2 separate regions of the Homo sapiens genome follow, and region 2 is linked to region 1. A link is a loop called in an ENCODE intact Hi-C map of the cell type or tissue named here. Cell type or tissue: prostate gland. All regions are shown on one strand. Each heading gives the region's core, and the rest is flanking DNA. Links, peaks and the distances in the headings are about the cores only.

Region 1 (7,503 bases), core at 1,104-6,103:
TGTTAGCCAGGCTGGTCTCGAACTCCTGACCTAAAGTGATCCACGAGGCTGGGTAATTTATAAAGAGAAAAAGGTGTATTTGGCTTATGATTCTGCTGGCTGGAAGATTGGGCATACAGAGAAAGTCTAGAGCTACTTCCACTCTTGGTGGAAGGAGAAAGAAAGCAGGGATCATGTGACAATAGAGGAAGCAAGAGAGGCAAGTGTCAGCCTCTCTTTAACAACCAACTCTAATGGGAACTAATGGAGGAAGAACTCACTCACCCACACTCCCAGGGAGGGCATTAATCTATTTGTGAGGGGTCCACCCCTGTGACCCAAACACCTCTCATTAGGACCCCATCTCCAACATTGGGGATCCAATTTCAAGAACGAAATTTAGAAGGCAGCCTGGCCAACACGGGGAAACCCCGTCTCTCCTAAAAATACAAAAATTAGCCGGGCGTGGCATGTGCCTATAATCCCAGCTACTCAGGAGGCGGAGGCAGAAGGGTCACTTGAACCCAGGAGGTGGAGGTTGCACTGAGCCAAGATTGTGCAACTGCACTCCAGCCTGGGTGACAAAGCAAAACTCTGTCTCAAAAAAAAAAAAAAAAAATTGGATGGGACATACATCCAAACTACTGCACATCATAACCAAGGTCATGAAGTACTCAGGTTGGCCAGGTCTGACTCTTGTTCTCACTCTGAGATCCCTGGCAAGATCCAGTCAAAAAATGTATATTTTGCATGGAGAGGAGTGATAGGAAAATCAGATGTTTAAGAGAATAAAAAGAGAAGCTATAGATTGTGAGAAAATCTTTTCAAAACACCTATCAGACAAAAAGCTGGTATCCAGGCCAGGTGTGGTGGCTCACATCTGTAATCCCAGCATTTTGAGAGGCTGAGGTGGGCGGATCACCTGAGGTCAGGAGTTTGAGAGCAGCCTGGCCAACGTGGCAAAACCCTGTCTCTACTAAAAATACAAAAATTAGCCTGGCATGGTGGTGGGTGCCTGTAATCCCAGCTACTCGGGAGGCTGAAGCAAGAGAATCACTTGAACCTGGGAGGCGGAGGTGGCAGTGAGCTAAGATTGCGCCATTGCACTCCAGCCTGGGCAACAGAGCAAGACCTTGTCTGAAAAAAAAGAAAAGAAAGAAAGAAAAAGAAAAAGAGAAAAGAAAGCTGGTATACAAAGAACTAAAACTTAACAATAAGAAAACAAACAACCCGCTCCCTCTCCATCTCCCTCTCCCTCTCCCTCTCCCTCTCCCATCTCCCCACGGTCTCCCTCTCCCTCTCTTTCCACAGTCTCCCTCTCCCTCTCTTTCCACGGTCTCCCTCTGATGCCGAGCCGAAGCTGGACTGTACTGCTGCCATCTCGGCTCACGCAACCTCCCTGCCTGATTCTCCTGCCTCAGCCTGCCAAGTGCCTGCCATTGCAGGCACACGCCGCCACGCCTGACTGGTTTTCGTATTTTTTTGGTGGAGACGGGATTTCGCTGTGTTGGCCAGGCCGGTCTCCAGCTCCTAACCGCGAGTGATCCGCCAGCCTCGGCCTCCCGAGGTGCCGGGATTGCAGACGGAGTCTGGTTCACTCAGTGCTCAATGGCGCCCAGGCTGGAGTGCAGTGGCGTGATCTCGGCTCGCTACAACCTCCATCTCCCAGCCGCCTGCCTTGGCTTCCCAAAGTGCCAAGATTGCAGCCTCTGCCCGGCCACCACCCCGTCGGGGAAGTGAGGAGCATCTCTGCCTGGCCGCCCATCGTCTGGGACGTGAGGAGCCCCTCTGCCTGGCTGCCCAGTCTGGAAAGTGAGGAGCGCCTCTTCCCGGCTGCCATCCCATCTAGGAAGTGAGGAGCACCTCTTCCCGGCCGCCATCCCATCTAGGAAGTGAGGAGCGTCTCTGCCTGGCCGCCCACCGTCTGAGATGTGGGGAGCGCCTCTGCCCCGCCGCCCCGTCTGGTATGTGAGGAGCGCCTCTACCCGGCCGCGACCCCGTCTGGGAGGTGAGGAGCGTCTCTGCCCGGCCGCCCCGTCTGAGAAGTGAGGAGACCCTCCGCCTGGCAACCGCCCCGTCTGAGAAGTGAGGAGCCCCTCCGCCCGGTAGCCACCCCGTCTGGGAAGTGAGGAGAGTCTCCGCCCGGCAGCCACCCCATCCGGGAGGGAGGTGGGGGTCAGCCCCCGCCAGGCCAGCAGCCCCGTCCGGGAGGGAGGTGGGGGGGTCAGCCCCCCTCCCGGCCAGCCGCCCCGTCTGGGAGGTGAGGGGCACCTCTGCCCGACCGCCCTTACTGGGAAGTGAGGAGCCCCTCTGCCCGGCCGCCCCTACTGGGAAGTGAGGAGCCCCTCTGCCCGGCCACCACCCCGTCTGGGAGTTGTACCCAACAGCTCATTGAGAACAGGCCATGATGACAATGGCGGTTTTGTGGAATAGAAAGGGGGGAAAAGTGGGGAAAAGATTGAGAAATCGGATGGTTGCCGTGTCTGTGTAGAAAGAAGTAGACATGGGAGACTTTTCATTTTGTTCTGTACTAAGAAAAATTCTTCTGCCTTGGGATCCTGTTGATCTGTGACCTTACCCCCAACCCTGTGCTCCCTGAAACATGTGCTGTGTCCACTCAGGGTTAAATGGATTAAGGGCAGTGCAAGATGTGCTTTGTTAAACAGATGCTTGAAGGCAGCATGCTCGTTAAGAGTCATCACCACTCCCTAATCTCAAGTACCCAGGGACACAAACACTGCGGAAGGCCGCAGGGTCCTCTGCCTAAGAAAACCAGAGACCTTTGTGCACTTGTTTATCTGCTGACCTTCCCTCCACTATTGTCCTATGACCCTGCCAAATCCCCCTCTGCGAGAAACACCCAAGAATGATCAATTAAAAAAAAAAAGAAAAAAGAAAACAAACAACCCAATTTAAAAATAGGCAACAGATCTGAACAGACACTTCAACAAAGAAGATATGCAGATGGCAAATAAGTAAATAAAAAGGTGTGGTGGGGTGGCTCCTGCCTGTAATCCCAACACTTTGGGAGGCTGGGGCAGGAGGATCATTTGAGGCCAAGAGTTTCAGACCAACCTAGGCAACACATTGAGACGCCATCTCTATAAAAAATAAAAAGAAAAAGGTCAGATGTTGTGGCTCACACCTGCAATCCCAGCACTTTGGGAGGCCACAGCTGGTAATTCCCTTGAGCTCAGGAGGTCAAGACCAGCCCAGGCAACGTGGTGAAACCCCATCTCTACGAAAAATACAAAAAATTAGCCAGATGTGGTGGTGCACACCTGTGGTCTCAGCTACTTGGAAGGGTGAGGTCGGAGGATCACTTGAGTCTAGGAGGCAGAGGTTGCAGTCAGCAGAGATCGTGCCACTGCATTCCAGCCTGGATGACAGAGCGAGACCCTGTTTCTAAATAAATAAATAAATAAAATAATAAAAATAGAAATAAAAAAATAGCCAGGTGTGACAGCACACAACTGTAGTCCCAGCTACTGGGGAGGCCGAGAAGGAGGATCTAAGAGTTGGAGGCGGCAGTGAGCTATGATTGCACTGCTGTACTCCAGCCTGGGCAACAGAGACCCTGTTTCTTAAAATAAATAAATAAACAAACAAACAAATAAATAAAAGGTACTTGGGCCGGGCGTGGTGGCTCACACCTGTAATCCCAGCACTTTGGGAGGCCAAGGTGGGCAGATCACCTGAGGTCAGGCATTCGAGACCAGCCTGATCAACATGGAGAAACCCCATGTCTACTAAAAATACAAAATTAGCCAGGCGTGGTGGTGCATGCCTGTAATCCCAGCTACTTGGGAGGCTGAGACAGGAGAATCACTTGAACCTGGGAGGCAGATGTTGCAGTGAGCCGAGATCATGCCATTGCACTTCAGCCTCGGCGACAGAGCAAGACTCTGTCTCCAAAAAAAAAGGGGGCTCAACATCAAATGTCATTAGGAAATTGCAAATTAAAGCAATGATGACATACGACAACCACCTATTAGAATGGTGAAAATCCAAAACATGAATAACACCAAGTGCTGATGAGGATGAGGAACGTCAGGAACTCTTATTCATCTCTGGCAGTAATGCAAAATGGTGCAGCCACTTTAGAAGACAATTTGGCACTTCCTTACAAAACTAAACACTCTTACCATATATTGCAGCACTCATGTTCCTTGGTATTTACTCAAATGAGCTCAAAACTTATATCCCCACAAAAACCTGAAGACAAATATTCATAGCGGCTCTGTACATAATTGCCAAAACTTGGAAGCAACCAAGATGTCCTTCAGTAGATGAACAAACTGCAGTACATGCATACAATGGAATATTACTCAGTTATAATAAGCCATGAAAAGATATGGAGGAACCTAAAATGCATATTGTTAAGTGAAAGAAGCCAATACGAAATCGCTACATATGGTATGATTCCAACTATACCACATTCTGGAAAAGGAAACACTATAGAGACAGTTAAAAAAAATCATTGGTTTTTAGGGGTTTGGGAGGAGGGAAGGATGAATCAGCAGAGCCCAGAGGAGTTTTAGGACAGTGAAACTACTCTGCATAATACTATAATGGTGGACACATGTCATTATAAATTTGTTCAAACCCATAGACAATAAAACACTAAGAGAGAAACTGAATGTAAACTATGGACTTTCCTCTCAATTTTGCTGTGATTTTAAAACTGAAAAAAAAAAAAAAAAAAAAAAAAAAAGGCCTGGCGCGGTGGCTCATGCCTGTAATTCCAGCACTTTGGGAGGCCAAGGTGGGCAGATCATGAGGTCAGGAGATCGAGACCATCTTGGATAACACGGTGAAACCCCGTCTCTACTAAAAATACAAACAATTAGCCGGGCGTGATTGCGGGCACCTGTAGTCCCAGCTACTCAGGAGGCTGAGGCAGGAGAATGGTGTGAACCCAGGAGGTGGAGCTTGCGGTGAGCTGAGATCACGCCACTGCACTCCAGCCTGGGTGACACAGGAAGACTCCATCTCAAAAAAAAAAAAAAAAAAACAACACCAAAAAAATGCTTTATTAAAAAAAAAAATAGAATGTACAAGGTATCACACAAGGAGTGGACCTTAATGTAAACTGCAGATTTCAGCTAATAATAATGTATCAATATTGGCTTATTAATTGTAACAAACGTAGCACAGTAACACAAGATGTTAACAGGGAAGATGAGGGGCAATGAAGGGATGAAAGGGGATGTAGAAACTCTCGGTACTTTTCATTCGATTTTTTCCTGTAAACCTAAGACTGCTCCAAAAAAAATTATTAATGAAGAAGAAAATCAGAGATAACAGATGTCACTCAGGCAAAAATATCAGGTGTCCATTATAAGGATCCAAGTTGCCCCTAGGTATTCACTCTAATAACAGTTTGCAACTTGGGGTATGCAGTATAGAAGGGATAAAGAGGCTGGCGCAGTGGTTCACGCCTGTAAGCCCAGCAGTCTGGAAAGCGGAGGCGGGCGGATCACCTGAGGTCAGGAGTTGAAGACCAGCCTGGCCAAAATGGGGAAACCTCGTCTCTATTAAAAATACACAAAATTGCCAGACATGGTGGCACGCGCCTGTAATCCCAGCTACTGGGTCGCTGAGGCAAAGGAATTGCTTGAACCTGGGAGGCGGGGGTTGCAGTGAGCCAAAATTGCGCCACTGCACTCCAGCCTGGGCAACAGAGTAAGACTCCACCTCAAAATAAAAATAAATAAATAAATAAATAATTAAATTTAAAAAAAGGCCAGGTAGCGGTGGCTCACACCTGTAATCCCACCACTTTGGGAGGCTGAGGCGGGCAGATCACAAGGTCAGGAGATAGAGACCATCCTAACACAGTGAAACCCTTTCTCTACTAAAAATACAAAGAATTAGCTAGGCGTGGTGGCACGTGCCTGTAGTCCCAGCTACTCGGGAGGCTGAGGCAGATGAATCACTTGAACCCGGAAGGCAGAGGTTGCAGTCAGCCAAGATCGCACCACTGCCCTTGAGCCTCAGCGACGGAGCAAGACTCCATCTCAAAAAGAAGCCAAAAATACAAAAATTAGCCAAGTGTGGTAGTGTGCGCCTGTAACCTCAGGGTGAGAGAGGAGACTCTCTTCAACCCAGAAGGCAGAGGTCGAGATCATAAGACTGCACTCCACCCTAGGCAACAGAGCAAGACTCCATCTCAAAAGATATATTGCAGTAATTTAAAAACAATTCTATTGGAAACGCAATTTCTTCCTGTCGAGACCTCCCTTTATGACGGAACAATGAAAAAACAATTTTTTTCAATTTTGTCCAGGTTAGCTTCAAACACATAGCATCGCCAGCTTGTGCGCCAGGACAACCTGACGGAGCCACCGAAGCTGGTGGAAAAGTGCTCTCAATTTTTCCATTTGACCTTCTGGGGAGCGATGTAGCCAATCACGAGAGGCTCACCCCTGACATCACCCAGTCCCCAGGGACAGAGAGGGCCCTGCGTTCCATGGCGCCCCCTGGAGGGAGGAAGGGGAACTGTATCTGAGAGTTCAGTATCTGACAATAAGGAAAAGGCATAGTAGATCAGATGGTGCCTACTGTTCTGGAGAGAAGAAACAACGGGGTTGGGGAATGCGGAGTTGCAGTTTATAATACAGGCCTCATGTATAAGGCAGACCTCATGGGGAAGGTAACATCTGTGCAGAGAAATGGAGATGAGGGCTAGGAGCCATGCAAATACTGGAACATGCTTGCCAGCAGAAGTCGAGAAACATGGCCGGCGCAGTGGCCCACACCTGTAATCCCAGGACTTTGGGAGGCCGAGGCAGGTAGATCACGAGGTCAGCAGTTCGAGACCAGCCTGGCCAACATGGTGAAACCCTGTCTCTACTAAATATACAAAAATTACCCGGGCATGGGGACGGGTGCCTGTAATCCCAGCTGTTCAGGAGGCTGAGGCAGGGGAATCGCTTGAACCCGGGAGGCGGAGGTTGCAGTGAACAGAGATCGTGTCACTGCACTCCAGCCTGGGTGATAGAGTGCGACTCCGTCTGAAAAAGAAAAAAAAAAAAAAAGAATTCAAGGGCAGGCCGGTGGTTTTAGACGGCAACCTTTACCGAAGCCTCAGTGCACAGCCACAGCAGAGGGACACACACCTGTATCTTTTCTAAGACTGGGAGAATTTTACAATTGCTTGACTAATTGAACAGTGCCTCGAGGATGTTACACTAGGTTATAAATAAATTCCTGCCGTGTTTAGCTGAGGCACGAACACAATGCCCACTGACAATTCCACTTTCCTCGAGGGCCATTCTTTATGAAAGGCTGTAGGAGTTCCACGACATTGTTGATTCCTGGATTCTCCAAGTCTCTAGAACTTGAGAACTACTTTTGTGTATTTTTTTAACCTTTAAGTTCAGAGTTTCTAATGTCCGTTTTATACTACTATAAAATGGTACTATGTATTCTTTATTGATGGTACTATTTACACTTTATTTTATACAGACTCTGGCTCCACAAAAAGGTTAAAAATTAGCCAGGTGCAGTGGTGCACATCTG
Region 2 (7,503 bases), core at 1,472-6,471, 540 kb after region 1:
AATGTAGTGGACACCTACTGCTTTGAGGGACTGTCCCTTGCCCATTGCCGTGTGATTCACTTGGAACTGTCAGTCAAGGGACCCCTACATATATGGCTTCCAGGAGATGAATTCATCCCTCCAGCAAAAAGGGATGAGGTGCAGAGGGGCTTTGGACCAATCCTGGGCAAGATGGGCAGGGGAGGAGGAGGAGGAGTCAGCAAAGGCAGGAGGCGGGCCCAAGAGTAGGCTCCAAACTGGACCCAATGATTGGCCCGGGGTGTCTCCAAGGTCTGCGCTGGACCAATCAGAATCCTGTTCCTGAATGACACAGCAGCTGGGAGCCAGCTGATTCTCACATTGTTTCCTCTGAAGTTATCTGCTCTGAAGGCAATTACAAGTCCTGTTAATTTCTTGCAATGGCAGCAGATCCTGTTAATTTCCTACCCAACAATAGTTCCCCTCCCCGTGCTTCCTCTAGGCAAAGCCCGCACCCCACCATGGGGACTGGAAATGACAGATGTTCACTACCCAGACCGCTTTGCAACTCGGGGTAGCCACACAGCCGGGTTCTGGCAAGAGAGAAATAAGGAGAATTATTCTGAGGAGGAAAAATGGGGAACACAGAAGGGGAGGCCCCGGTCTACACTGCCTGATTTAGATGCCAGTGTGTGAAAACATGATGCTGCTATAGACAGTTTGTACTCAGGAGGGGAACGAACACCAGTCTCAGAGATGCCAACCAGAGCCTAATGTTGTTGAGCAGCTGAACCAACCCTGGGACTGTCTTTGAAAAATTTGATATGCAAACATGCAAAAAAATCTTTCTCTTTCAGTTGGGAAGTTTTTTTTTTTTTTTTCAGCCGAAGGTATCATAACAGATACAGCATTATACACCTGGAGCTCCAAGTGACCATCTCATTGCCACTGCAAACACCTACCCGAGAGAGAAGCCAATAGCCAGGCGCGGTGGCTCACGCCTGTAATCCCAGCACTTTGGGAGGCCAAGGCGGGCAGATCACAGGAGGTCAGCAGTTTGAGACCGGCCTGCCAACATGGTGAAACCCCGTCTCTACTAAAAATACAAAAAATTAGCCAGGCGTGGTGGCGAGCGGCTGTAATCCCAGCTACTCAGGAGGCCGAGGCAGGAGAATTGCTTGAAACCGCGAGGTTGCAGTGAGCCGAGATCACACCACTGCACTCCAGCCTGGGCAACAAGAGTGAAACTCCATCCAAAAAAAAAAAGAGGAAAGCAGAAGTGAGAGTCCCTTGAACAGCCTGAAGTCCCTCTGTGTTCAATGTGTTCATAGGCTTTCCATGGACAGAGGTCTTTCAATTCTGTTTATGGCTTTGGGTTGAATTTTGTGTTCTGTACTCACAATGATCCTGACTAACACCATTTTTATAAACTGAGGCTCAGAGAGATCATTAAGTTGCCCAGTCATTGAAAGAAACACAAATTTGTCTGCTTGCAGAGCCAGCATGTTCCAATCCGGTTTCCCAGTCTCAGAGAGGACAGGAGGCCCAGTTGGAGTGAGACCCACAGAGTGTGTTTATTCTGGCGTTGATAGCAGCAGCAGTGGGGGGACCGGCCAGACGCAGGGGTGTGGCGAACAGAAGGGGTGGACACAGGTGTGTGTGTGTCTGAAAGGACAGAGAGGATTGGCCCATTGACATTCACGGCGAGAACAAGGGTCGGGACACTGAGTCTTGGACAAACAGCAAAGAGACAGAGACAGACAGAGGGTTTTGGGGGGCAGGGGTCCCCCAGACATGCATGGCCCCTCGCCTCGAGGGGGAGCCCCAGGGAAGAAAAGACAGACACAGTGGAGGCTGAATGACCCCCACCCTGAAAGAAGGAGCTGGGCCGGCCTCCTCTCATCCTCTCGCTTCCAGGGTTAGGAAGCCTAGGGCCAGGGCTGCCCCGCACCAGCAGCTCGGACGTTATGGCTTCAAGGAGATGAATTCACGGTCCGGGCAGGAAAGGATGGGGTCCTGAGGGAGCCTGGTCCGATCCCGGGCCTAGGCCAGACCTGCACGATGGAGCAGGAAAGGAGGGGTCAGCAATGGCAGAGAACTGCACCACGACCTCCTGTAGCTCCATCACCACCCAGAGATCCAGGAGTCCCAGGCGCAGCCCCTCCTCCCTCAGACCCAGGAGTCCAGGCCCCCAGCCCCTCCTCCCTCAGACGCAGGCATCTCCACCCCCAGCCCCTTCCCTGTGGCCAGGCTGCTTACCCCTCACTCGGAGTTCTCTTTCTCTGATAGTCCTTTGCTGCCTTTTGTGAAGCTGGTCACAGTCTTTTCCTAAAGGAGAAAGTGCAGAAGGTTCGGGAGTGAGAGACAGAGAGTTGAAACAGATGCTAATCATCAACAGGAGAAGACGTCAATCCTGTTTCATTATTTAGGATGCGCTTTCTCACTTGGCCCTGAAGTGACGGACAGATGGTATTACAATTCCATTCTACAGATGGGGAAATGGAGGCACAAAAAAGAGGAGTCTCTGCAAATGCGAGGAGAGATGAGGCTGTAGGGATGAGTGGGGCAAGTCCTGCATGGTATCAGAGGGGCTGAGACTCTGTCCTGGGGCCACTGGGGAGCCACGGGAGGGCTGTGAGCAAGGAAGGGGAGGGGAAGCTCTGGGTGTAGAAGGATCTTCTGGGGCCACAGGGAGCATGAGGGGCTGAAATTCATGGGCAGTGTCAGGACTCGGCCTAGACTCTGTGCCACCAGCGTTGCCCAACATGGGCAGTGGCTCACCAGAAACTCCTGGGAAGGTTGGTGGGATGAATTAATGAACGGATGAATGAGTGAATGACAGGAGGAGGGAGTAGCCTCCATCCTATCCACCTTAGTAGAGTCCCCGTCTTTTCCAATCTCAAATCTGAGTTCTGTGCCCAGGTGTCGGGTCCCTCATGATCACTGGAAAAAAGCCCACAGCAGGGCCAGACTAAATCTGGTGATGTGGTGAAAGTTTCACCCAGTACTAAATGTAAATGTGTGCCCCAAATGCAGCAATCAAGATAAAGAATATTTCATGCAATATTGGCCAGGCGCGGTGGCTCACGCCTATAATCCCAGCACTTTGGGAGCCCAAGGTGGGTGGATCACTTGAGGTGGGAAGTTGAGACCAGCCTGGACAACATGGCAAAACCCTGTCTCTACAAAAAAAAAAAAAAAAAAAAAAAAAAAAAAAAAAAAAAATTAGCAGGGTGAGGTGGCACACGCCTGTAGTCCCAGCTACTTGGGAGGCTGAAGCAGGAGAATCACTTGTACTCAGGGAGGGGGAGGTTGCAGTGAGCCAAGACTGCAACACTGCACTCCAGCCTGGGTGACAGAGTGAGACTCTGTCTCAATAATAACAATAATAATAATAATGCAAGATTTTAAAAAAAATCAAAATTAATGCAAAAAAATCAATGATGAAGAAAATATCAAATTTTTAAAAAAGGCCAGTCTCATGCCACATCAGACTGCTATTTCAAAGGAAATGTATGTGCCCTCATATACTTGCTTTTTTTTTTTTTTTAAGGAGAGGGGTTCCTGCTCCATTGCCCAGGCTGGAGTGTGGTGGTGAGATCATAGCTCACTGCAGTAACAAACTCCTGGGCTCAAGAGATCCTCCTGCCTCAGCCTCCTGAGTAGCAGGGACTATAAGCACACACTACCATGCCTAGCTAATTCCTAAATTATTTTTGTAGAGACAGGCTCTCCCCATGTTGCTCAGGCTAGTCTTAAACTCCCAGGCTCAAGTGATCCACCCACCTTGGCCTCCCAAGGCCTGTGCTGGGATTTCAGGCATGAGCCACTGTGCCCTGCCCAAGTTTTTATATATTTTTTCTAAATTTATTTTTCCTGGAATGCTAAACTAGTTGAAAAATACTGAAAAATGAAGTAAGTGTGTTGAAATTCACAACATTATTTTACATTTAAATCTTTCATATATACCCTAGACAGAATTTGAATAATTTGACTTTCTTGGCTTTTAATGGAGGCAAATCTGCCAATAACACTTTCTAAAGCTACTTCTTTGCTCCTCTTGTTTTCTATTGAGAGAATGGCCATGTTTGATTATTTCTCCTGATCAAGCGATAATCTTAAATGACTTTTTTTTTTTTTTTTGAGACAGAGTCTTGCTCTGTCGCCCAGGCTGGAGTGCAATGGCGCCACCTCAGCTCACCGCAACCTCTGCCTCCCAGGTTCAAGCGATTCTCCTGCCTCAGCCTCCCAAGTAGCTGGGATTACAGGCGTGCGCCACCACGCCCAGCTAATTTTGTATTTTTAGTAGAGACAGGGTTTCTCCATGTTGGTCAGGCTGGTCTCAAACTCCTGACCTCAGGTGATCCACCCTCCTCGGCCTCCCAAAGTGCTGGGATTACAGGCGTGAGCCACCACGCCCAGCCCCCTCTATTTTCAACTTAGCCTCATGGGTAACAACAGCAGCGACCACCTACAGAACGTTTAACTCAGCACATCTCACCTCTATCCTAACAGAAGATGCTATCAACAGTCCCATTTCCTAGTGGGTAAATTGAGGCACAGAGCGCTTGGGTAACTGGCTCTAAGCCGCACAGCTAAAGTTGGCACAGCAGGGATTGAAACCTAGGACGCCTGGCTCTGCGACTCACGAACATGCAGGGCGTTCGTTGCATGGATGAAGGGGCCGAGGGTGCACGGGTGCTTGTCAGGGGTCGGTGTGGGACCCCTACTCACCTCCACTAGCTGATGCCAGTGCTCCACGGGCTTGCGGGGATTGGCCAGCATCTCTGCCCAGTGCTCGCGGCCGTGCGGGTCGGCAGCGTCGGGGCCCACACGGCACACGCCGATCACCTCGTTGTGCCCGATGCTGGGGGTTGGGGTCAGTGAGGACCGTGGAGGGTGGTGGGAGGGCCTGTCCCCACCCCAGCCCTCCTGCCTGACCCCCGCCCGGGCCGCGCCCCTCACCAGTCGTAGTCTACCACGGCGATGCTGAGCCCCACGTTCTCCACGCTCTCGGGGGCCACGTCGAACACCAGCGCCTCATTATAGGTGGGGTTCAGCGTGTTCTTCTTGATGGAGGTTTTCCGCTTCTTCAGACGCCGCCCCTCGCTGATCAGGGAGGCCTTCACGTAGGGGTCTGGGAACAGCAATGAAGTAAGGAACAGAGACTCACTCCCTCAGACCTAGGGGTCCAGGACCCCAGGCCCCGAGCCCCTCCTCCCTCAGACCCAGAGGTCCGGGGCCCCAGGCCCCCAGTCCCTCCTTCCTCAGGCCCAAGAGTCCAGACCCCAGGTCCTCCTCTCTCCGACCCAGGAGTCCAGGCCCCTGGCCCCTCCTCCCTCAGACCCAGGAGTCCAGATCCCCAGCTCCTCCTCCCTCAGACCCAGGAGTCCAGGCCCCTGGCCCCTCCTCCCTCAGACCCAGGAGTCCAGGCCCCCAGCCCTCCTCCCTCAGACCCAGGACCCTCACCTGAGAAGCCAGTGAGGTCCATCGCTTTGAGGTTAGAGGCTTTGATGATGGTCACGGTGAGGCGCCCGGCCGTGGGGAGGTAGCAGAGTGAGAAGTTGAGCTCCCCAAGATCTGCTTTTTCCTGCAGTTGGGGAAAAGGTCAGCGATATCTTGCCTCAGCCCCTCTTCAACTCTCCCTGATTTTCTCTCCGGTCGGAGCCTCCTGCTTTACACCCTGACATCCAGGGCTCAGGCTTCCCATCCACTTAGCAATCTGACTCTTGGGACAAGGCCCAGTAATTCCCTGGCCACAGCTGCCCATGACCATCAAAGCTTATTTGTTCTGCAGGAAAGATTGGAAGAAGCATGAGTGAGGGGAGAGAGAGAGGAGGGGAGAGACAGAGAAGGTGAGAGAGAGAGAAAACACAAAGAGAAATAGACTGAGACAGAAGCCAAAACACGGAGGGATACAGCTGGAAAGACAGACCCACAGGCAAAGTTCTCAAGTCAGAGGGACAGAGGCCCAGAGACAGACACAGAGAGAGACCCAGAGAGAGGGAGACAGAGACCCAGAAAGAGAGGGAGACAGAGACCCAGAGAGAGAGGGGGACAGAGGCCCAGAGAGAGAGGGGGGGGGACAGAGACCCAGAGAGGAGGACAGAGACCCAGAGAGAGAGGAGGACAGAAGCCCAGAGAGAGAGGAGGACAGAGGCCCAGAAAGAGAGGGGGACAGAGACCCAGAGAGAGGAGGACAGACCCAGAGAGAGAAAGGGGCAGAGACCCAGACAGAGAGGGGGACAGAGACCCAGAGACAGAGAGATAGAGACCCAGAGAGAGACAGAAGCCCAGAGACAGGGGGTACAGAGACCCAGAGAGAGAAAGAGAGAGAGATATATATAGAGAGAGACTCAGAGAGAGACAGAGGCCCAGAGAGAGAGAGGGACAGAGACAGTGGGTTGGGGGTGCATAAAGACCCAGAGAGAGTGATAGTTACCTAGAATTAGAGTGGAGGGGCAGAGACCAGAGAGCGAGAGAGAAACCTAGACTCAGATACCCTACTCCCTGCACCAAGAGAAAGAGAGAGAGAGAGAGAGAGGCTGACTCAGACAGAGTGGGACAAAGACCAAGCAGACACACACACATAAACCAGCCTGAGAGAGGGCAGGAGATTCATCAACCTCCACCGAAGTTTCCAGGACTGCCCCCAACCCTGACACACAGGCTGGAGCCACGCTGGAGCTAGCTGGGAGCTTTGACCAACCTGGCCTAGCCCTGCGGCCTCCCAACTGTGCCCAGGACTCCCTACTCATTCCCCTCAGGGCATCTGCCCAGGCTGTCCCTCTGCCAGAACACTCTTCCCTCTATCTCTCCTTGGCCTTTGAGCCTCCCCTCGTTCCACAAGCTCCCAGATCCCCCACAGCCCTGCAGAGGCTCCTCCTGTGCCTCCCCATAACCCTGGCCCCTGACACAAGGCCCGACCATCTAGACCTGGAGCTGCCGAGGGCTGCCTGGGGTCCCCAGGCCCTGCTCCTGAAAAAAACAGTGGTTGAAGAAATGAATGAAGGCTGGGTGCAGTGGCTGATGCCTGTAATCCCAGCACTTTGGGAGGCTGAGGTGGGCGGTTAACCTGAGCTCAGGAGTTCGAGACCAGCCTGGCCAGCATGGCGAAACCCTGTCTCTACTAAAAATACAAAAATTAGCCGGGCATGGTGGCAGGTGCCTGTAATCCCAGCTACTTGGGTGACTGAAGCATGAGAATCACAATCACTTGAACCCGGGAGGTGGAGGTTGCAGTGAGCTGAGATTGCGCCACTGTACTCCAGCCTGGGTGACAGAGAGAGACTCTGTCTCAAAAAAAAAAAAAAAAAAATGAGAGAGAGAGAATGTATGAATCAATGGAATGAGTGAGGAAAACCTCAAGTGATGATGATGGAGAGAGAAAATGAGAAGGGTGAGCACAAGAATTAGGCCAGCATGGATACAGAGAGAAGGCCCTGGCATGGGGCTGCCATGGGTGATGACTGGGAGTAGGAGCTGGTGGAATACACAGGGGCCCTGGGACCTTGGAACTGGGCACTTCAATCTCAAAGGCTGGGC

The links. Hi-C counts contacts between places; a loop is a spot of excess contacts. Peaks named below come from ENCODE experiments on the same cell type or tissue, not always from the same donor. Only the 100,000 strongest peaks of a DNase experiment are listed, where the experiment ranks them.
Region 2: a loop joins it to region 1, with 14 times the contacts of the local background. A loop is called at or near these places in 2 of 110 quality-filtered maps.

The regions. Positions count from the first base shown.
Region 1 is chr19:50,084,474-50,091,976 of GRCh38, forward strand. No RefSeq gene overlaps it. Among named protein-coding and RNA genes, the nearest start is that of SNAR-A4, 4.4 kb to the right of the region's middle. In prostate gland, for the core only: no CTCF peak of the experiment used is centred there; a DNase peak (open chromatin) is centred at 4,219.
Region 2 is chr19:50,620,470-50,627,972 of GRCh38, forward strand. SYT3 (synaptotagmin 3) reads right to left here. Exons shown (of 11, transcript NM_001160329.2): 7 at 5,428-5,548; 8 at 4,924-5,095; 9 at 4,693-4,825; 10 at 2,218-2,286; 11 at 1,508-2,012. The coding sequence ends at 2,221. Among named protein-coding and RNA genes, the nearest start is that of SYT3, 16 kb to the right of the region's middle. In prostate gland, for the core only: no CTCF peak of the experiment used is centred there; no DNase peak of the experiment used is centred there.